Regions from separate parts of the Homo sapiens genome. Here region 1 is linked to region 2. Evidence: chromatin loops called from intact Hi-C (ENCODE). Cell type or tissue: PC-9. All regions are shown on one strand. Each heading gives the region's core, and the rest is flanking DNA. Links, peaks and the distances in the headings are about the cores only.

Region 1 (9,408 bases), core at 702-8,701, 500 kb before region 2:
AGAGAAAACCACCCGCAAATGAAACGATCGGCCCTGTTTCCCTAAGACTGCACTGGGAGCTCCAAGAACCCCTAAGGTAGCCATCTGGTGAGCAACGGTGCGCTCCGAAAGGGAGGTGGACAGGATTGGGAGACCGAGGCCGGCAGATGGCTCGAGCCCAGGAGTTCGAGACCAGCCTGAGCAACATAGACCCCCGTCTCTACAAAAAATTTAAAAATCAGCGAGCCTGGCGGCGCGTGCCTGTGCTCGCAGCTACTTCCGAGGCTGAAGCAGTAGGATGGATTGAGCCCAGGAGGTCGAGGCTTTTAGGGAGTCGAGATCGCGCCCCCGCACTCCAGCCCGGGGAACAGAGCGAGACTCCGCGTCGGGGGCAGTGGGCGGGAGGCAGCGCTCAGGTACGGCGCGCTCAGGTGAGGCCGGCCCACATGCCCGCCCACCGCCGCCAAGCGCGTCCTCCATTGGCGGTTCCACGGAGAACCCACGTTTCCATTGGCCGATGCGGGATGGGGGCGTGTCCGGCCAAGCGGCGCCCTGAAGGCGTGTCCGGCCGCAGCTTAGGCTCTCCGGGAGTCCCCGGAGAGTAGGGGCGGCCGGCGGCGCTAGTCTTCTGGGGAGCGCCGGGTGCACACCGGACCACTGCGGGAGGCCTAGGGCCGAGGGCCGAGGAGCTGGCCTGCGCCCGGCGACCCCGGCTTCCCTCCGCAGTCGCCCAGGCGTCCCTTCCCCCCTACAGCCGAGCGGCGCCGGGCGCAGGCGCATTGGGCGCCCCCGGCAGCCCCCGCGGCCCGCCCCGTCCGCTGCCCGTCCGAGGAGGCGGAGGGCGATGACGTCATCGAGCGGGGCGACGGGCATTGGGCGCCATTTTGAAAAGGGAAAAAAATCCCTCCCCGGCGGCGGCGGCGGCGGCGGCGGCGCCGGCGGTGGTGGCGGCCCCGGGGCTGAGCGCTCGGCTGCAGCGGCGCGGAGGCCGTCTCCCTGGTCTGCCGCGGTCCCCGCCCGTCCCGCCGCCGGCTGCCATGGCAGGTGAGGGGTCTGCGCGGGCCGGCGGGGACCACGGGGGCGGGCGGGGGCCGCGGCCGGCCTGACCGCCCCGTTGTGTTTGCAGGAGCCGGAGGCGGCGGCTGCCCCGCGGGCGGCAACGACTTCCAGTGGTGCTTCTCGCAGGTCAAGGGGGCCATCGACGAGGACGTGGCCGAAGGTGAGCCCCGCGCCGCGCCCCGCCCCGGGACCCTCGCGGACAGCTCCCAGCCCGGCCGCGCGCGGCCTCCGGGCCCCAAGCGTCCGTGGAAGGCAGGCAGGAGGATGGGGGCCGGGCGGGGCAGGGGCCAGGGGCCGAGCTGGGGGCCGTGATCGGGGGGCGGCCGTCCTCTGTCCGCTGTCCCGGCCCGCGGGGCACGGGCGGAGGCGTCGGGCCCGCGGCGGGACTTATGTAAGTCACCAAGGTCACGGGCGGCCGGGTCCTCCGAACCCAGCGCCTGGGGCTGCCTCCTGCCCGGGGCGGAACCGAAGCCCGGGGCTGCCTCCTGCCTGGGGCGGAACTGAGGAGACCGCGGCGGAGCCGGGGACGGGAACGGAGTCCATATCGTGCGCTCGGGCAGCGCGGCACAATGGCCCAGAGGCTGGGAACGCGCCTAGGGCTGGGTCGGGGCCTCGGCCCCCACCAGGCTCTGCGTTTCATCGGCGGTGCGCTCTTGAGCGAGCTGGTTGCCTCGGCTCCCTGATTCTTAAGGTCTGCTTTCTGCGGTTCTAAAATCCTTGAATTTTACTGTGAGGTACTGCTACTTTCTCTACTGATATATTTTAAGGTCTCTATTCCAGATTTTAGTCTTGAACTTCATGGTATTACTTGAAGTTCACTGGTCTTTTCCTTAAATCATACTCTCAAATTGGCCCAGGCACAAAGTTTTAGGGTGGTGGGAGGGAACTGGGAAGTGCCTCCCACCCCAGCTTCCCATGAAGCTTACCTGTCACCTTAAAGTTAAAAAGCTATGTAGCTTTCCTTTTTCACCGTTGAATGGAGAACTTGGTCGAGTCTTAGAAGTTTGATTAATATTTCAGATTCAGAGTCATAGTGACTTTTTTGTTGTTGTTCATACATCTTACTGAACATTGTAAACCTTTAACCTTTTCTTAAAAATGATTGGTGTTTGCACCAAATACACCTTCCCTGCCTCAAGTTACTAAAAGCCCCTTGTCAGACGTCCTGTTCACTTCCCTCCATCTCGGCCCCCCCAACCCCGTGAACTTTTACTCCCTCTTCCCTACCCTGTACCTCTCCCTGGCAGTGTCTGGTTTGGCACATGACCCCTGAGGACATCTGGAGATTCTGCGCCCCCTGGGACAAACAGGGCCTAGGTTATTAAGCAGGTGAAACTGGGCTCTAAGAAATGCGTAATATATATGGTTTGAGATTAAAACTAGGTGCATTTTATGTGATCTAAAAAGTTTATTGATTTTATTTCTTTAAAATGCATTACTTTTTTTGTTTGATTTTGCATATGCTAAGCAAGTGACAGTTCAGCCTTACTCAAGTGTGATTTCTGTCGCAAGTAAAGCAAAACTTGTTTGGGAGTAGGAAAGTGAGAGGGCTTAATGCTTGCCTTAATTTCTGTTAACTCTTTATTTTGTTTTTTGGAGACAGGGTCTCACTTTGTAGCCCAGGCTGGATGGAGTGCAGTGGTGCGATCTGGGCTCACTGCAACCTCTGCCTCCTAGGCTCAAGCGATTCGCCCACCTCAGTCTCTGAAGTAGCTAGGACCACACACACGCGTGCACCACCACACCAGGCTAATTTTTGTATTGTTGTAGGGGATTTCGCCATGTTGCCCAGGCTGGTCTTGAACTCCTGGGCTCAAGTGGTCTGCCCACGTCAGTCTCCCAAGGTGCTGAGATTATAGGCGTGAGCCACCGCACCTGCCTGGTTTCTTTACTTAAAAAAAAAAAAATTATTGATAAGCTGAATGAATTAAAATTTAAGTATAACTAAGGTAGTATATTTTAAATGTGACTGTACACATATGAAAATAGTATTCTTTCTTTAAAAAAAATCTTGGGCCGGGTGTTGTGGCTCATGCCTATAATTCCAGCACTTTGGGAGGCCAAGGTGGACAGATCACTTGAGGTCAGGAGTTTGAGACCAGCCTGGCCAACACAGTGAAACCCCGTCTCTGCTAAAAATACAGAAGTTAGCCGGGCGTGGTGGCACATGCATGTAATCCCAGCTACCTGGGAGGCTGAGGCAGGAGAATCACTTGAACCCGGGTGGTGGAGGTTGCAGTGAGTGGAGATCGTGCCATTGCCCTCCAGCCTGGACAATAGAACAAGGCTCCATCTCAAAAAAAAAAAAAAAAAAAAAAAATCTTGACAAATACTTTGTTCTCTGAATTAAACTGATGGGAACTTTTTGCAGTTTTAAATCCCTATTTTAAGTTAAATTTTGAGTAAATCCAAAAGTTTGGTATTTCGAGTTGTCGTGGTTTCTTTTGTAACATTGCTTTGTGGTAATTATCTGCATGTGTTTTGGTTATTCTGTGTATTCAGAGCTGTCTATTTTAATCCATGTATGCTTTGGCCATAGTAACCCATCCAGATTAACACATTTATAAGTCACCATCGATTTGTCCCATAGTTGTGATACCGTTGCTTTGTATTAACACCAGAGAGTCAGTGATGATGAAGGGAAGTGTAGTCGTTAGTCACCAGGGATTGCTGAGCAGCAAGGATCAAGAAGCTGGTCATGCCCAAACGCAACCTTGAGGGAGAGATGTTGGTGAGAGATAAGAGATGGGTGGCTGGGTACGGTGACTCACACCTGTAACCCCAGCACTCTGGGAGGCTGAGGCGGGTGGATCACTTGAGGTCAGGAGTTTGAGACTAGCCTGGCCAATATGGCGAAACCCCATCTCTACTAAAAATACAAAAATTAGCCAGGCGTGGCAGGGCCGGCCTGTAATTCCAGCTCCTCAGGAGACTGAGACAGGAGGATTGCTTAAACCTGGGAGGTGGAGGTTGCAGTGAGGCGAGATGGTGCCATTGCACTCCAGCCTGGGCGTCAGAGCGAGACTCCGTCTCAAAAAAAAAAAAAAAAGGAGAGAGATGGCCGGGCGCAGTGGCTCACGCTTGTAATCCCAGCACTTTGGGAGGCCGAGGCAGGCAGATCACAAGGTCAGGAGATCGAGACCATCCTGGCTAACACGGTGAAACCCCGTCTCTACTAAAAATACAAAAATTAGCCGGGTGTGATGGCGGGCGCCTGCAGTCCCAGCTACTTGGGAGGCTGAGGCAGGAGAATGGCATGAACCCGGGAGGCAGAGCTTGCAGTGAGCCGAGATCGTGCCACTGCACTCCAGCCTGGGCGACAGAGCAAGACTTTGTCTCAAAAAAAAAAAGAGAGATGGGCAGTTCACAGGGGTTTTTATCGTGCACTGCTGCTCAGGCTGTAGAACTTAAGGTATAGCAGATTTTGTTTGTTTAGATTTGTGGCTTGTGAGGCATTTTGTTCTTGAAGGTTTTGTTCTGGGCCAAGTTCAGCTCTGTAGAGCTTTACTACAGCCCTGCACTCTGGCCGTCTTTCTGCCCTCTCTGCAATGGGTAAGGAGAAGGAGCCTTAGAGATTAAGGCCTGGGTCCTCTCCTGACTTCAGTGGGGTGATGCCCAGTGCACAGGAAGTGGTGCAGGGCTAGGAGTAGGCACTCCTGACTTTGGAGGTCATGAAGTGAGTGACATAGAAAAGCCTTTGGTTTTTGTTTTGATTTCTGTTTTGTTTTTAAAACTAATAGTTTTGGGCTGGGGAATCAGAATCAACCTATGGTGAAAGTGCTGGCCTATGTAAAATTTGATGCGCACCCCACCCCCCTTTTTTTTTTAAAAGAATTGGGTTTAGCTATGGGTCAGGTCATTTTGCTAAGAGTTGTGATTCCACTGGGTCATCAGACTTCCCATCCCCCTGCAGGTAGGAGTAGAGCTGAGCTCACAAGGAAGTTATTAAGTGTCCTGCTGATGAGCAGGTGTATAAGCAGCAGTCAGTGGTGACTTGCATCTCCTCCCTTTGCTGGAAGGTGGGACTAGGTGAGTTTATATGCTGAGTTGACCAAGAGTTAAAATAGTAAAACCAGGGGGCTTCCAGCAGGAAGCAAGTAGAAAAGTTGTTTGTTAGCTTCTAATTCCACGATGTTGCGGTTCTAAACGGTGGCTCCTTTCTGGAAATTGTTAACTGTTGTGCAGATTTTTTCTGCATGTTATGGAATCACCTTCACCCAGCCCCTGCTCCCTCTCCTGGAACGTACTTCATTCAGCATGTGATGTGTTTTGCAATGTCACATGGTATTTCATCCTTTGCTTCTCTCTCTGGTAGACTGAGCTCCTCAAGCTTGAAGGCTGGCTGTCCCCCTTCCCACCCCAGCCCTTGTAGAGGACCCAGCACGAAGGTCATGATAGGTAACAGTTGCTGAGTGGTCATTCTGTGCTAGAGATTGCTCGCAGTGCTTTTCCTATGTCAGTGAATCTTCACACCACCGAAGAAGGAAGGAAATACTGTTCTTCCCAGTCTCAGATGCAGAATCCGAGGCGTGGGAGCAATTAACCTGGGTCACAAAGCGAGTGTATGGCAGGGCCAGGGTTTGGAGCCACGCCGACTGGCCGCAGAGCCGTGGAGCGCTGTACTGCTTCAGCGACCATTTGCAGCCAGCACAGTACTGATGAAGCCCCACTGTGGCATGCGGCCGTCCAGCCTTGGGATGGAGCTGTTCTTCTAAAGCTCGGTGAAAATCTTACTACCAAGAGGCGTGTGAAAATGCTTTTGAAGGCAAATGAAAATGGAATGCCTTTAAAGGAAGTCTGTGTCAAAATGATAGAAGATTAGTAACAAGGATTCAAGAATAGCATCACTTTCCAACCAATTCTCAAACTATTTGAAGAGTAGATACCACAGAGACAGTAAGTAAGTGAAACACCTGCACGTCAAGCAAGTGCTGCAGCACCTTTGCCTGTGATGTCACTTTCCACATGACTGCAACCTGCTTACCTGCAGGGAAGCTATGGGTCTTGCTCCTTTATATATTACACTAATTGCTCCTATGGAGAAACCGTGGGGAGGGGTTGGGGGAGGAGGGTCTTATATTGAACCTGGTTTTATATAGCTTTATAGCTTGATAACAGCTGGTTCCTTTCTTCTCAGAATTTGTAGTTTTAAGTGTATTGGGGTTTTATTTGTTGATTTTGCTTTAATCAGTTTCTTAATCCATGATCTGTTGCTTTGAATTAGACATTAACCTGTTTCTAAAGAGATAGACTAAACAAAACTAAAGGTTTGTTTGCTTAAGTCAAGCTTGAGTCTGGGGAGTTATGTAAGTAACATAGATATCTGGTTAATCTGGTAGGATAGCCTTTCCAAGGGAGTTTACATTGGTACTTTGAAAGAAACATTTTAAGTCGCAGAAAGGTAACAAAAATTAAGTTAACTGTAGCATCAGCACCAGAAAGTTACTGTTTCATTGAATGTAAGATAATGTCTGGCTCGGTGGCTCACGCCTGTAGTCTCAGCACTTCAGGAGGCCAAGATGGCAGGATCCCTTGAGCCCAGCAATTTGAGACCAGCCTGGGCAACATAGTGAGATCTTGTCTCTACCAAAAAAAAAAAAAAAAGAAAGAAATTCGGGACGTTTGCCAGGTATGGTAGTACACACCTGTAGTCCCAGCTACTCAGGAGGCTGAGGTGGGGGCATCGCTTGAGCCAGGGAGGTTGAGGCTGCAATGAGCTATGATTGCACCACTGCACTCCAGCCTGGGCAATAGAGTGAGACCTTGTCTCAGAAAAAAGAAAAAATAATAATAATTATATATGTATATATATAATCTTTGAAATTAGGTGTGTCTTTTATATATAATCTCCTATAATGTCTTTTATATGTATATATAAAATCTACATCTAATTTCAGAGATACTAAGATGTGGGGAAATGTACTTAGAATCAATGAAATACGGTGTTGGTGAATGCAAAACTTGTCAGTCATATTTATTGATTTCTTCTGTGTACAGATAATGGGCATTTGGTATTTATTCATTTATATTTTTTTTTTGGTCTTAATGGGACATGGTGTCTGCTTATTTGAATTATTTCCGGTCTGATTTCTATATTCCATTGTAGAATTTTCATTTACTTAATATTTATATCTGTGCCATTGAAGAGAACCTTCAGGAAAGCATCCTCTGGGGAAGGCCATCAAACAAGCAAACAGTCTAGTAATATTTTGCAGTTTGACTTATGAGAGCTTCATAGGAAGCCTCTGCCTTTAGGAAGTCAGTTGTATGCCTTAAGATTCACAGACTCGCCGGGCGCAGTGGTTCACGCCTGTAATCCCAGCACTTTGGGAGGCCGAGGCGGGCGGATCACGAGGTCAGGAGATCGAGACCATCCTGGCTAACAGGGTGAAACCCCGTCTCTACTAAAAAAAATACAAAAAATCAGCTGGGTGTGGTCGCGGGCACCTGTAGTCCCAGCTACTGGGGAGGCTGAGGCAGGAGAATGGCATGAACCCAGGAGGCGGAGCTTGCAGTGAGCGGAGATCACGCCACTGCACCTCCAGCCTGGGCAGCAGAGCGAGACTCCATATCAAAAAAAAAAAAAAAAGATTCACAGACTCATCATGCTTAGTACAGCCACATCTTAACGCTCAGGAGGCTGGCCTGGTCATCGTTACATCGTGAAGTTAAGTTTACAAGATATGTGGTGGTATTGAATCATACCTGGTGATTTTCCACGTTCCCTGATTTTAAGCAGTCTGCTGTTCTGATGGGAAGTTCCAGGTTGGGTTTGTGTCTGCTGTTTTCAACTCTGAGGGCCCCTTTCTGAGCTTCAGCTCGCTTATCTAGAAGTTAAATCAGAAGCTTTTTGTTAAGATCAAACAATGTGCAGTGCTGTTGCAACTTGAAAAGTGCTTTTCAAGTATTAGATACAACTGTTAATTCTCTTGTATTTTAAAGTATTGGGGCTTGGTTTTAGCTATATTTAAACACAAAAATAGCAGTTTCTTGTTTTTCCTTACCTGCTTCATGTCCATCTACCCAGATCCCTTCCACTGGGCCTGGCCTCTTAATGTTTACGTTATTATTCAGTGATTATTCCCATCCCTTGATCTTTGCTCCTGTTTCTTTCTTTGCCTAGAGTATTTATTTTGCTTCCTGTCCATTCCCTAAGCCCTGCTGATCCTTCTAAATCCACCTCCAATCCCACTTGGCGAGTCCCTGCTCCAGCTCCCCTCAGCGTTCAGTGTCGTCTTAGACTCCAGATTTCCCTTTCACACTGTGTTCCATGTTGTTTAGCAATTGGCTGTGTCCTGCTTGTGGTTCCCTTATTTTATCACATGTATTATTAGGCTCGTCTCTCCCACTGGATGTCAGTCAGCATATGGAATGTCATGATATTACCAGGTGATGGAGAGGAATTGTGCACGTGGAATTTGGTACACATCCCTTTTTCACCCTCTTCAGGCTTTGTGTTAACTTGGGAAGTTACTTACTCTTTTCTCATCTGTTAAACGGGTACTATTACTTGTGACCATTACAGGGTTGCTGTGAAGATTCCAGAAAATGTATGGAAAGCTCTGACAAACAAACACGTTAACTGGTAACTGTTCAGAGGCTGTTGTCTTAAGAGACCCTCTTGCATAGGAAAATAGCTGACTCTGTCACTTCAGGGAGCCAGTTTAAGAAAAATGAAGGGTAATGCAGGGGCCAGCTTTCAGCTTGGCACATCTGAAAAGTTCACGACAGCATACCAAAGGGCTGCTAGTGCTGGCTGTTGGAAATAGAAATGCAGTTCTTGCCTTCAGGAAACGCTGTTTGGACACAGACAAGCAGGTGGGTCCTTGCACCATGGCTGGACCAGAGCACACTGAGGCAATGTGAAGAAGTACCCAGTACACAGACTTGGGTAGGGAGTGGAGGGGAGGACATCAGGGTATAAGAAGAGGGAGGAAGGGAAGGGGAGGAGAATGTTCCAGGTGGAGAGTGCTTGGTGTGGAGGTTGGACAGAGCATGGTATGTTCTGAGAGGTCAGTGCTTGGCATGGTCCTCTGGCAGAAAAGGGAGTGGCTGTGATGAGCAGGAGGCTGGCTGGGGCCACAGGATGATGAATAAAGGACTTGAATCGTGTGCTCAGGACTCTGAGTGATTGTGAGCTTTTCAGATCCTAAGCGGAGGAGCGACATCAGCTTTGTTTTTAACAAGGTCACTCTGCCCTTTGGAGAGTGGATGGTGGTGGGTAAGAATGGAGATAGGAAGTTACTGCAATAATAAAGATTGGGAAAATGGGCTTACTCTAGTTTCGGGGTGGCCAAGCTTTTTTGTAAAGGGCCAAATGGTAAGTATCTTAGACTTTCAGGCCATCCTGTCCCTGTTGCAACGACTGAA
Region 2 (9,408 bases), core at 770-8,769:
ACACGTCATGCACCTGGAACCCTGCTCCCGTAGGACGGCATTCTCCAGGGCTCCTGCAGGACGGCATTCTCCAGGGCTCCTGCAGGACGGCATTCTCCAGGGCTCCTGCAGGACGGCATTCTTCTGGGCTCCTGCAGGGAGCTTTCTCCAGGGGCTTGCTTTGGGGGTTGAAGCGTTGCCTGGCCCTAGGGGTTGTCTTCCCTGAGTCCCCCAGCCCCTCGGAGAGGAGGGAACGGCTGAGCCTGTGAGCAAGGAGCCTGAGTTTTGGGGTCCAGGGCCATGGGTCACAAGCAGCCAGACCCCTCCCCGGGCCAGGTCAGGCCTCCTGGGAGCATTCCTGCTGGGGTCCACATGTCCCCTGGGGCCATGGACTGAGATTCGGAGCCTCTGGGCCTGTCTCTGGCCAGGGAAGCAGCTGACCTCCCGGCCATATGCTGCTTGGCTTTGGAAGGCACATGTCTTGCCCTGCTGTGTCCAACCCAGGACATACGTAGGGAGCATGGGCATTGGTTTACCGTCCTGAAATACAGCCCTGGACTCAGGGCATGGCTCGCTGCCCAGACCTGCCGGAGCATGGGTCGGGGGCCTTGGCTCTGGGGGCTGGTGCGGGTGGCAGATGTGCCAGGGTCCCTTCTCACTGTGGTTTCTCTCTCTCCATTGCCAGGTCCGGCCTCTTTGGCCTACCCCCGTTGGCTCCGCTGCCCCAGGTCGATGAGTCCCCTGTCAACGACAGCCATGGCCGGGCTCCCGAGGAGGGGGATGCAGAGGTGATGCAGCTGGGGTCCAGCTCCCCCCCTCCTGCCCGCGGGGTTCAGCCCCCCGAGACCACCCGCCCCGAGCCACCCCCGCCCCTCGTGCCGCCGCTGCCCGCCGGAAGCCTGCCCCCGTACCCTCCCTACTTCGAAGGCGCCCCCTTCCCTCACCCGCTGTGGCTCCGGGACACGTACAAGCTGTGGGTGCCCCAGCCGCCGCCCAGGACCATCAAGCGCACGCGGCGGCGTCTGTCCCGCAACCGCGACCCGGGGCGCCTCATCCTCAGCACCATCCGCCTGCGGCCGCGCCAGGTGCTCTGTGAGAAGTGCAAGAGCACGCTGAGCCCCCCGGAGGCCAGCCCCGGACCCCCAGCCGCGCCCAGGGCCCGCAGGAGGCTGGGCAGCGGCCCGGACAGGGAGCTCCGCAAGCCGGAGGAGCCGGAGAACGGCGAGCCCACGGCTGCGGCCACCGCCAGGAGGAGCAAGAGGGAGAGGCGCGAGGAGGACAGGGCCCCGGCAGAGCAGGTCCCGCGGAGCCCGGTCATCAAGATCTCCTACAGCACGCCCCAGGGCAAGGGAGAGGTGGTCAAGATCCCCTCCCGCGTGCACGGCTCTCTGGAGCCCTTCCGTCCCCAGCAGGCCCCGCAGGACGACGGCAGCCAGGACCCCGAGGTGCTGGACAGAGAGTCCCGGGACCGGCCGTCCTGCGCGCCCTCGGCCTCCATCCCCAAGTTGAAACTGACACGGCCTGTGCCGGCCGGCGCGGACCTGCCGCCCCCTAAGATCCGCCTGAAGCCCCACCGTCTGGGGGACAGCGAGCACGAGCCCGTGTACCGGGCCGAGCTGGTGGGGGAGCTGAACGGGTACCTGCGGGACAGCTCGCCGGCGCCCTGTGCGGACGGCCCTGCCGGTGGGCTGGCGGACTTGTCTTCTGGAAGTTCGGGTGAGGACGATGACTTCAAGAGCTGTCCCCAGGGTCCACAGGGACGCGAGGGCTTGGCTTTTCTCGTCAGCTGCCCTGAGGGGAGAGCGGACTGTGCCAGTGAGTCGGCGTGCAGCAGCGACAGCCTGGACGAGGCCAGATCGTCCGGCTCGGAAGGGACGCCGGCAGACACGGGTGACCTCTCGCCTGGCCACGGCGCGTCAGCGCCCTCGGTGTCCAGAGAGGCTCGCCAAACGGTGCCGCCCCTGACGGTCAGGCTGCACACACAGAGCGTGTCGGAGTGCATCACGGAGGACGGCAGGACTGTGGCCGTGGGGGACATCGTCTGGGGTAAGATCCATGGTTTTCCTTGGTGGCCGGCGCGTGTTCTTGACATCAGTCTCGGCCAGAAGGAGGACGGAGAGCCGTCTTGGCGAGAAGCGAAGGTCTCGTGGTTTGGTTCTCCGACTACGTCGTTCTTGTCTATTTCAAAACTCTCCCCTTTCTCTGAATTTTTCAAACTGAGATTTAATCGTAAGAAGAAGGGGATGTATCGGAAAGCTATAACCGAGGCTGCAAATGCCGCAAGACACGTGGCCCCGGAAATCAGGGAGCTCTTAACCCAGTTTGAAACGTAACTGGTTCCCTGACCAGGTGAGTGTGCCAGCGGCAGCCTCCTTCCCCCCAGCGGCCCAAGCTCACACCTGTGTCCAGGCCATGCCTCTGCTCCGGGCCCTGAGGCCCAGGGAGCCGCCGCCTGTGCCCCTCAGCTGGCTTGCTTGGGGCCCCAGCCGTCTGGAAAATGGTTGCCCTCACTGGTGATGCCATCTGCGCTTCTGATTCACACAAGAGGCGCACTGCAAGGAGGCCAGCCACCGCTGGTGCTTGTTGGAAGCACACAGCGAGTTTGTGTTTGGCAGCCATTTTTCAAAGGCCGGAAGGGAGCTTCTCATGCTCTCAGTCGTTGTTTGGAGTCAGGGATGTGGTTTGACGGATCCTGGGGAGGGGAGAGCCCAGGCTGAGGCCCTGTCTTGCGTTACTCACTCAGGGAACAAACTCTCACTGCTCTTTCCAAAGATCAGAGCGGGCATCTCCCTCCTCCTGCACGCGGATAGGCCATCCCAGGACATTAAAGGAGGGAGGGCGAGGTGAGCTTCCCACCCTCAGATGAAGCCCCCACCCCAACTCCCCAGACTGGCCCAGCCCTGCCCCCTGTGACCCCCCAAATCTTCCTCCTGGGTCAGTGCGCACTCCGTCGTCAGCAGGCTGTGTGCGTGGCCAGGCGCCCGGGACCTGGGACATGGTGTGGGGGCCTGTTCCCGGGGACGGCGTCTCACTGTCGGCCTCTACTACGAGCACTTTCTAGAATCTCCAGCCAGGCCTTGTGTGGATTCTCTGTGCCTGGGGGGCACTACGCTGTGTGGAGGTGTGGGGGTGTCACCTTGTGGGGCTGGGGGCACCACCCATGCCCCTGTAATCACCACGTGGGGCATCCGGAGCCTGCCGAGGGGCTGTTTTCTGCCCTGAGCTCCTGAAGGCCACTCTCCCAGCTCCAGAGGCCTTCTCAGCACCTCCTAGATGCCCCTCTTGTCTTCCCAGCAGGAGAAGGCAGGCCAGGGAGCAGTCCTTTCTGGGTGGGGGCAGCTGGTGGCCCTCTGTGCTCTTCTTCCTGGCTCCATGGCCTAACCACCCCATGGATGCAGAGATTCCAGGGCCAGGGGCTGTACGCAGAGGGCAGGGGCAGGGCTCCGCCTAGGCCTTGGTGACGTCTGGTGACCTTGTCTTCCCTGGCCACCTGCCCAGAGGCCTTAGAGTTTCCCAGGTGACCGTCCTCGGGCCTTTGTTGGGGGCGGGGACTGGAGCGCCTGGTGCCCCTCCACTGCTGCACCCTGCGTATTGGGGTTCCGGCGGAAGCAGTGATGAGAGACCACTGTGGTTGAGCCAGGGTCCCCAGGGTCCCCAGGCTGCCTGGCTGCCCAGGCTCTGGCCTGGCCTCACCCCCTCCCTCCAGCCACCCGGCTGCATCTGCCTTGCTCTCCTGAGGCCAGGCACAAACCTGGCTGCTCCCCCCGCCCCAGGAACCAGGCCCTTTTCTGATCAGTTCTGGGGCCTTGGGGCAGGCGTGGGGCAGGTGCCTTGTTGGCGAGTGGGTGTGGGTGCCGTCTCTCAGCTTGAGTCTGGGGAGTGTCTCAAGCCAGGGCACCATCTTCTGAGGGGTAGGAGGAGGGTCAGAGGACTCCCGTCTGCTGTCCTGGGGGGCCCTCCCCGAGTTCTGGACTCAGGCATTTGCGAGGCATGACATCCCCCCACGCAGGACGTCTCCAAGTGAGGCCTGAGGCCTTGGCTGGCAGGGAGTGCCCAGCCGGGAGGGAGGACGGGAGGACACAGTCTTGCAGGCTCAGGGCCGGCTGTGTTTATCCGGAAGTGGAGGAAGAATCTCACCAGACGGGTTTGCCTGCCTCCACGGGGGGCAGTGCCTGCACACGGGGCCTGCGCCGGGACCAGCCCCCTGCTCTGGGAGTGGGGGTGCCGGATCCTTTCAGCACCAAAGCGCAGAGTGGTGTGTGCCTGGTTGGCTTTTTGGTCTTATTTCCTGAGGGCTAAAGACCAAGTGCTCAGTGTGATCAGAGCTGGTGTCTCGTGGGGCCTGGGATCTCCCGCCCTCTGTGGGGTTGGTGGTCCTTGAGGGACACGTTTGCTTTGAAGTGTCAGCAGCGCACCTCTGGTCTGCTCTTTGTAGGGGAAATGCGGGGGTACCTGCCTTTCCTGGGAAGGGGGACCCGCCACCACCATCGTGAAGGCGCCTCTCTGAGCAGAGGCTGAGTGAGGTGTGGGGCGCTGCTGGCCATGCCCGAGGGAGGGGCGGGAGGAGGAGGCTGGTGTGGGGGCTGGAGCTCGGGCAGGGAGGCCTTCCGGGGAAGGTCGTCCTCCCAGCTCCCGCCCACCGGCCACCCTGGCCTGGCCCCAGCCGCTCCTGCAGCTGCCCGAGGATGAGGACGGGGATGGCTGGGCGGTGTCAGAAGCTTCCTGAGGTTTGTGGGTGTCTGCTGCCTGAGGCACTTGTCAAGGAGCAGTCACCGCAGGCACCACGAGATCGGCTCCGTTGCAGGGACACTGAGCCCAGCATCTACCCATGAGAGACCCCTCACTCTCTCTCAGCTTGCTGCGGGGCTGGAGGCCCTGCTCAGGGGTAGGCGGATGCCCCACAGACCACAGGGTGCCAGGGCATTGGGCCTGTGGCCGGCAGTGCCAAGAGGCAGCCTGGCTGGCACAAGGGACGGGCACATCGGCCTCAGCAGGGGCCGCGCCAGGACGCATGGCTGTGACACACTTGGGCACCCCTCCGTGTGAGGTCCTGATGGAGGTGCGCCGAGGCTGGGCTGGCCTCCTGTGCAGGAATAGAGGCCGTTGGGCCTTGTCCCAGCCGGTCACCTGCTGTTGCGGTCTCAGGGAGCCAACACCTCTGAGCCTGTTTGTTCACCGCTCCCAGGGTAACAACAGGTCCCGCCTCTGAGTGAGCCGCACTCCACCCCGGTGGTCACGGCCGGCTCCAGGGCCTGTGAATGGCCTGTGGCCGCTGCCCTTGGAGGTGACCACTGTGCCCTCTCAGGCTGGCAGGAGAGGCCGTTCCCTGGGACTTCTCCTACACCCACAGGGACCCCATGGGATTAGAGCTGAGGTCCGGGGCGGGGGCAGGTGGTGGAGACCAGGCTCTGGGGTTACTGTGCCTGGGAGCAGCCTCCTGCTTCAGGTGCAGGCACCGGACATGCAGGGTCAGGGGCCCAGCAGGAGCTGCCTGGCCAGGCTTGTCCTGCAGCTGGGAATGGGGACCCAGAGAAGGCAATGCCACCCACACCCCCACCACCGCCTGGGCCCACCGAGCCTGAGAGGGGAAGGCAGCTCCTCCCCAGGGTGAGCCCCAGGGCCTCGGGCTGGGGTCCTGCCCCTGTCCAGGCTCAAGGTCCTCTCTCTGCTCCCCTGGTCTCTCCCTCACCACCCACCCACCCACCCACCCACCCACACCTCTACTGAGGGCCAAGCACTCCACTGGGCCCAGGCTAGAAGGGGGCCAAATGGGGAGGGCTGTGAATCACCAGTTCCCAAATTAGTGCATAATCACACACAGGAACTGCTGAGAAGGAAGGGAAGAGGGGCTTGAAGCAGAGCATCCAGCGAGAAACCTGGCCTGGACTGGGATCCGGGAAGGCTTCCTGGAGGAGGTGGCAGGAGCCAGGATCTGAATGGTGAGCTAATCAGGAGCTGATGGGGTGAGGGTGGGGGCAAGTGTTCTAGGCAGGAGGAGGGCAGGGCATGTTCCAGGGGTTGCGGAGGTGGTCAGGGGGCCCGGTGGGCCAAGGCACAGACTCTGGGTGCTGTTGGAGAATTACAGACAGAGGAGTGAGATGGTCTTGTTATTATTTGTCAGTTAAAAATAAAATGAAACTTTAAAAAAATCTGATAGCTTTACAAATAAAAGCAGTGACCTCCAGCTGTGAGGACAGGGAGAGTGACGGGGGACGGGGAGGCTGGGCGGTGTGCAGGTGTCGCTCCTGGAACTAGGGGAGCCACGGTCTGTGCCCCGCATCCTCAGGGGTGGCTCCAGTTCTCGGGAGGTGCCTGAGGCCTGGCTGGAGGCATCTCAGGGGAAAGCTCAGAGGCGGGTCAGGCAGAGGGCTGGGGGCAAGGATCCGTATTCATCGGGGGGGACCTGGGCCAGGACAATGCTTGGCGGGGAGCTCCACAGACTGGCTGCTTGAGGCAGAGGCTTTGGAGCAGCAGAGGCAGGTGGAGATGACAGGTGACTGGATGTGTGCACTGTGCGGGAGCAGGAAGGAGGGTGGCGGAGAGTGGGTGGCACTGGCCAGCCGTGTGGGGAGGACCTGAGGGGCTCGGGACCTTGCCCGTCCTGCACCTCAGCACCACTGCAGGGGAGGGGGGCGTGCCCAGAGGGGCGGCGGGCTGCCTGGTGTTTTGGGAGCCATGAGGGCCAATGGGGACACCTGGTCCTGGGAGCCGTGAGGGCCAACGGGGCACCTGGTCCTGGGAGCTGTGAGGGCCGACGGGGCACTTGGTCCTGCACAGGCACCTCCTGTGCTTCCCTGTCGTGGCCAGGGCAGGCCGTGCTCCACCGACGTGCGGACTGGAAGCTGGGCACCTCCCTGAAGTGGGGACTCAATGCTCTCCTGGTGTCCCGGCCTCTTGGGCAAGGGGGAGATTTCACAGCTTCCAGACAGTGCAGGCTGGAGGGGTCCAGCCTCCTGTGGCCCCAGGGGCCCAACCCTTTCCCCTCCTGCCCTGGCAGGGGACTTTTGGGGGCGTACCCAGCACAGCCTCCGTCAGCAGTTGGGAGCACGGGGTTTCTGCGCCACTGGACGGTCAGTGTTCCTGGGGTCGTCCTTGTCTTCTGTGAGTTTCCTGTAGCTGCTGTAACAAACCTCCACACACTGGGGCTCTGAGACCACAGGCGTTTATTCCCACGCCTCTGGGGGTCAGGAGCTTGAGTCAAGGCGAGCAGGGCTGTGCGCCTTCAGCTCCAGACAAGAATCCCTCTTGCCTCCACAGACCTGGGGGTCCAGGCTTCCCCCTCTCATGACCACGTCGCCCCAGGCTCTGCCTCCATGGGCTCAAGGCCGCTGCCTCTTCGAAGTACCCTGGTGGCATCTGGGGACCCGTAGATAGCGCGGGAGGGGCCGCTCATCTGGAAACCCTTTAATCACAACGCAAACACGATGTGGCAGAAGGTGCCATTCCCAGGCTCCCAGGACGAGGAGCACCCGGTCTCATTCACTCCACATCCCCAGCGGTTGTGTGGGCAGCGCGGGCACAGCCCAGGGTCCACCCGAGCCTCATGTCCGACAGAAGGGAAGGCCCCAGGAAGCAGGGGTGGAGATGGGCTTCAGCCCAGGGGCCCGTGGGGCAAGGGAGGGACCCACTGCTTCAGAAAGGTCCGCTGTGCACAGGCCATGGGGGCAGCATGGGCCGCTTCCGACCTTCAGCTTCATAATGTTGATTTCTCCTGGGAAATAAAGATAATAATCAGGAAGCTGCCCGGCACTGGAGTGCTGAGTCGGCAGGAGCCGCTGCCGGGACTTGGGAGAGTGTGGTGCTCACTGGAGTCTCCGGGCCAGAAGCAGCGACGCCGCCGTCTCCAGGCTTCGGCTTTTCTGATTGATGTTTTCCTTTTAGAACAGCGTCCTTGAGCTTCCTGCACAAAACTTGCTTTTCTCTTCCTCCAACTCTAAATAAAAACGCTCTTCTGCTTCTGAGGACGGGTTTCTCAGCTGACTTCCCTGCGTTGCTTTCAGGGAATTCAGGTCCCACGTGAAGGTTGTAATTATTTTGTTCCAGAAGGAAACAGAGGCCTGTAATTCTGAGCCTGCTGCAGGGGCTCAGGCCCCGCCCTACCTCCTGGCTCCCAGCAGCCGGGCAGCCGGTCCTTGCCGCTTCCTCCCAGCCAGCAGCTTGGGCATTGAGGCCATGTTGGTGGGGCAGGCGGGCAGGTGCTGGGGTGTTTGGAGTTGCTTCTCAGGGGGTCAGATGCCTGGGACATGGGGGACTTTCCCAGTGTGGGGGGACACTGCTGGAGGCCCCTGCTCACCCATGCCTTCAAAGCCAAGCGTTGTGCCCACCTCTGGTGAGATGCCCTAATACTATGCGGACCTGTTGCCAGACCTCCTACTTGCTTCCTGGGTCTCACCTTCAGCTCCAAATCCTTGCCCCTGACCCCACCGGGCTTCAATGCCCTGGACAGGGCATGTGCCCCATGTCAGAGGATTGGGAGTGGAGGGTGGGACTTCCTGCACTCCATGGGGCTCACTCTCTTACCAGGACCCCTTCAGGGGCCGTGGGAGCTCCTGCCCGGCAGGAGGCTGTTCTCTCCTGGAGACCCGGGGGTTGGTTGTGGGCTTGGGGTTGTTGGCCTAATCCGTTCCCGATCAAGTTCACCCAGGTTTTCACCCTGGGGCTCCGCCTACCGTTGGTGATCACTTTAAGATTTGCTCTTTCAGGAGGGATTACGAGGTGCTGGCCCTGGTCTTCATTTACTCACTGGAATTCTTGCAGAAAAGCCTCTTTCCTTACCAGCTTTCAGTGGCACTGCACCAAGACTTGCGGCCACCCCCCGCTTGCAGAGAATTCTCATGGAGGCCAGGGTAGATGTGGGGGCTGGTTCCCCAGCTCCTTCCAGCGTGGCCGAGGAGTCCCTCCTGAGCGTGTGTGTCTCGTGAAAGCGCACATGTTTGCTAACATATCTAGTTGGGTTCGATCCACACAAGTGCTATTCTTTCCATGCTCAGACGGTGCCATCTTGGGTCAGCTGGCGGAGGCCAGCGCCAGTGTCCTGTGGTGACCACAGCAGCCTGCTGGCATCTTTGCCCCCGCCGTGCCACGTCATCTGGGCTCACTGTGCGTTTTCTGGCTCAGGCCTGAGGCAGCCACGTCCCTGGGAGCTCTGCTTCCTGCTTTCTGCCCCTCGGGCCGCTGCTGTTTCTAAACCTTTGCAGTCAACACAGCTAGGATTCACTTTTGTGTCTGATGCCGGAAATCTTGACGTTTAATGTTAACATGATCAATTTTATAGATGTAAAGGTTAATATATCTATATCAACATGTAATATAGGTGTGTAAAATATTTAAAATATAACAACATAATGTCACATATTACTGAAAATAATATATGTAATACTATTCTGATGCAGTATGATAGTTTCGGAAGAAAAGGACCCTAGCACCTCC

What was found. Hi-C counts contacts between places; a loop is a spot of excess contacts. Peaks named below come from ENCODE experiments on the same cell type or tissue, not always from the same donor. Only the 100,000 strongest peaks of a DNase experiment are listed, where the experiment ranks them.
Region 1: a loop joins it to region 2, with 12 times the contacts of the local background. A loop is called at or near these places in 2 of 110 quality-filtered maps.

Annotation. Positions count from the first base shown.
Region 1 is chr10:131,900,133-131,909,540 of GRCh38, forward strand. It overlaps PPP2R2D (protein phosphatase 2 regulatory subunit Bdelta), which reads left to right and starts at 876. Exons shown (of 9, transcript NM_018461.5): 1 at 876-1,023; 2 at 1,106-1,198. The coding sequence starts at 1,017. RefSeq lists an enhancer at 136-235 and silencers at 476-985, 1,056-1,455, 1,636-1,685. In PC-9, for the core only: no CTCF peak of the experiment used is centred there; a DNase peak (open chromatin) is centred at 3,739; H3K4me3 peaks cover 1,830 bases.
Region 2 is chr10:132,403,962-132,413,369 of GRCh38, forward strand. It overlaps PWWP2B (PWWP domain containing 2B), which reads left to right. Exons shown (of 3, transcript NM_138499.4): 2 at 665-2,328. The coding sequence ends at 2,312. Among named protein-coding and RNA genes, the nearest start is that of PWWP2B, 11 kb to the left of the region's middle. RefSeq lists enhancers at 1,268-1,895, 3,780-4,407, 4,408-5,035, 5,036-5,662. In PC-9, for the core only: no CTCF peak of the experiment used is centred there; DNase peaks (open chromatin) are centred at 3,470, 4,110 and 4,660; H3K4me3 peaks cover 1,949 bases; H3K27ac peaks cover 2,930 bases.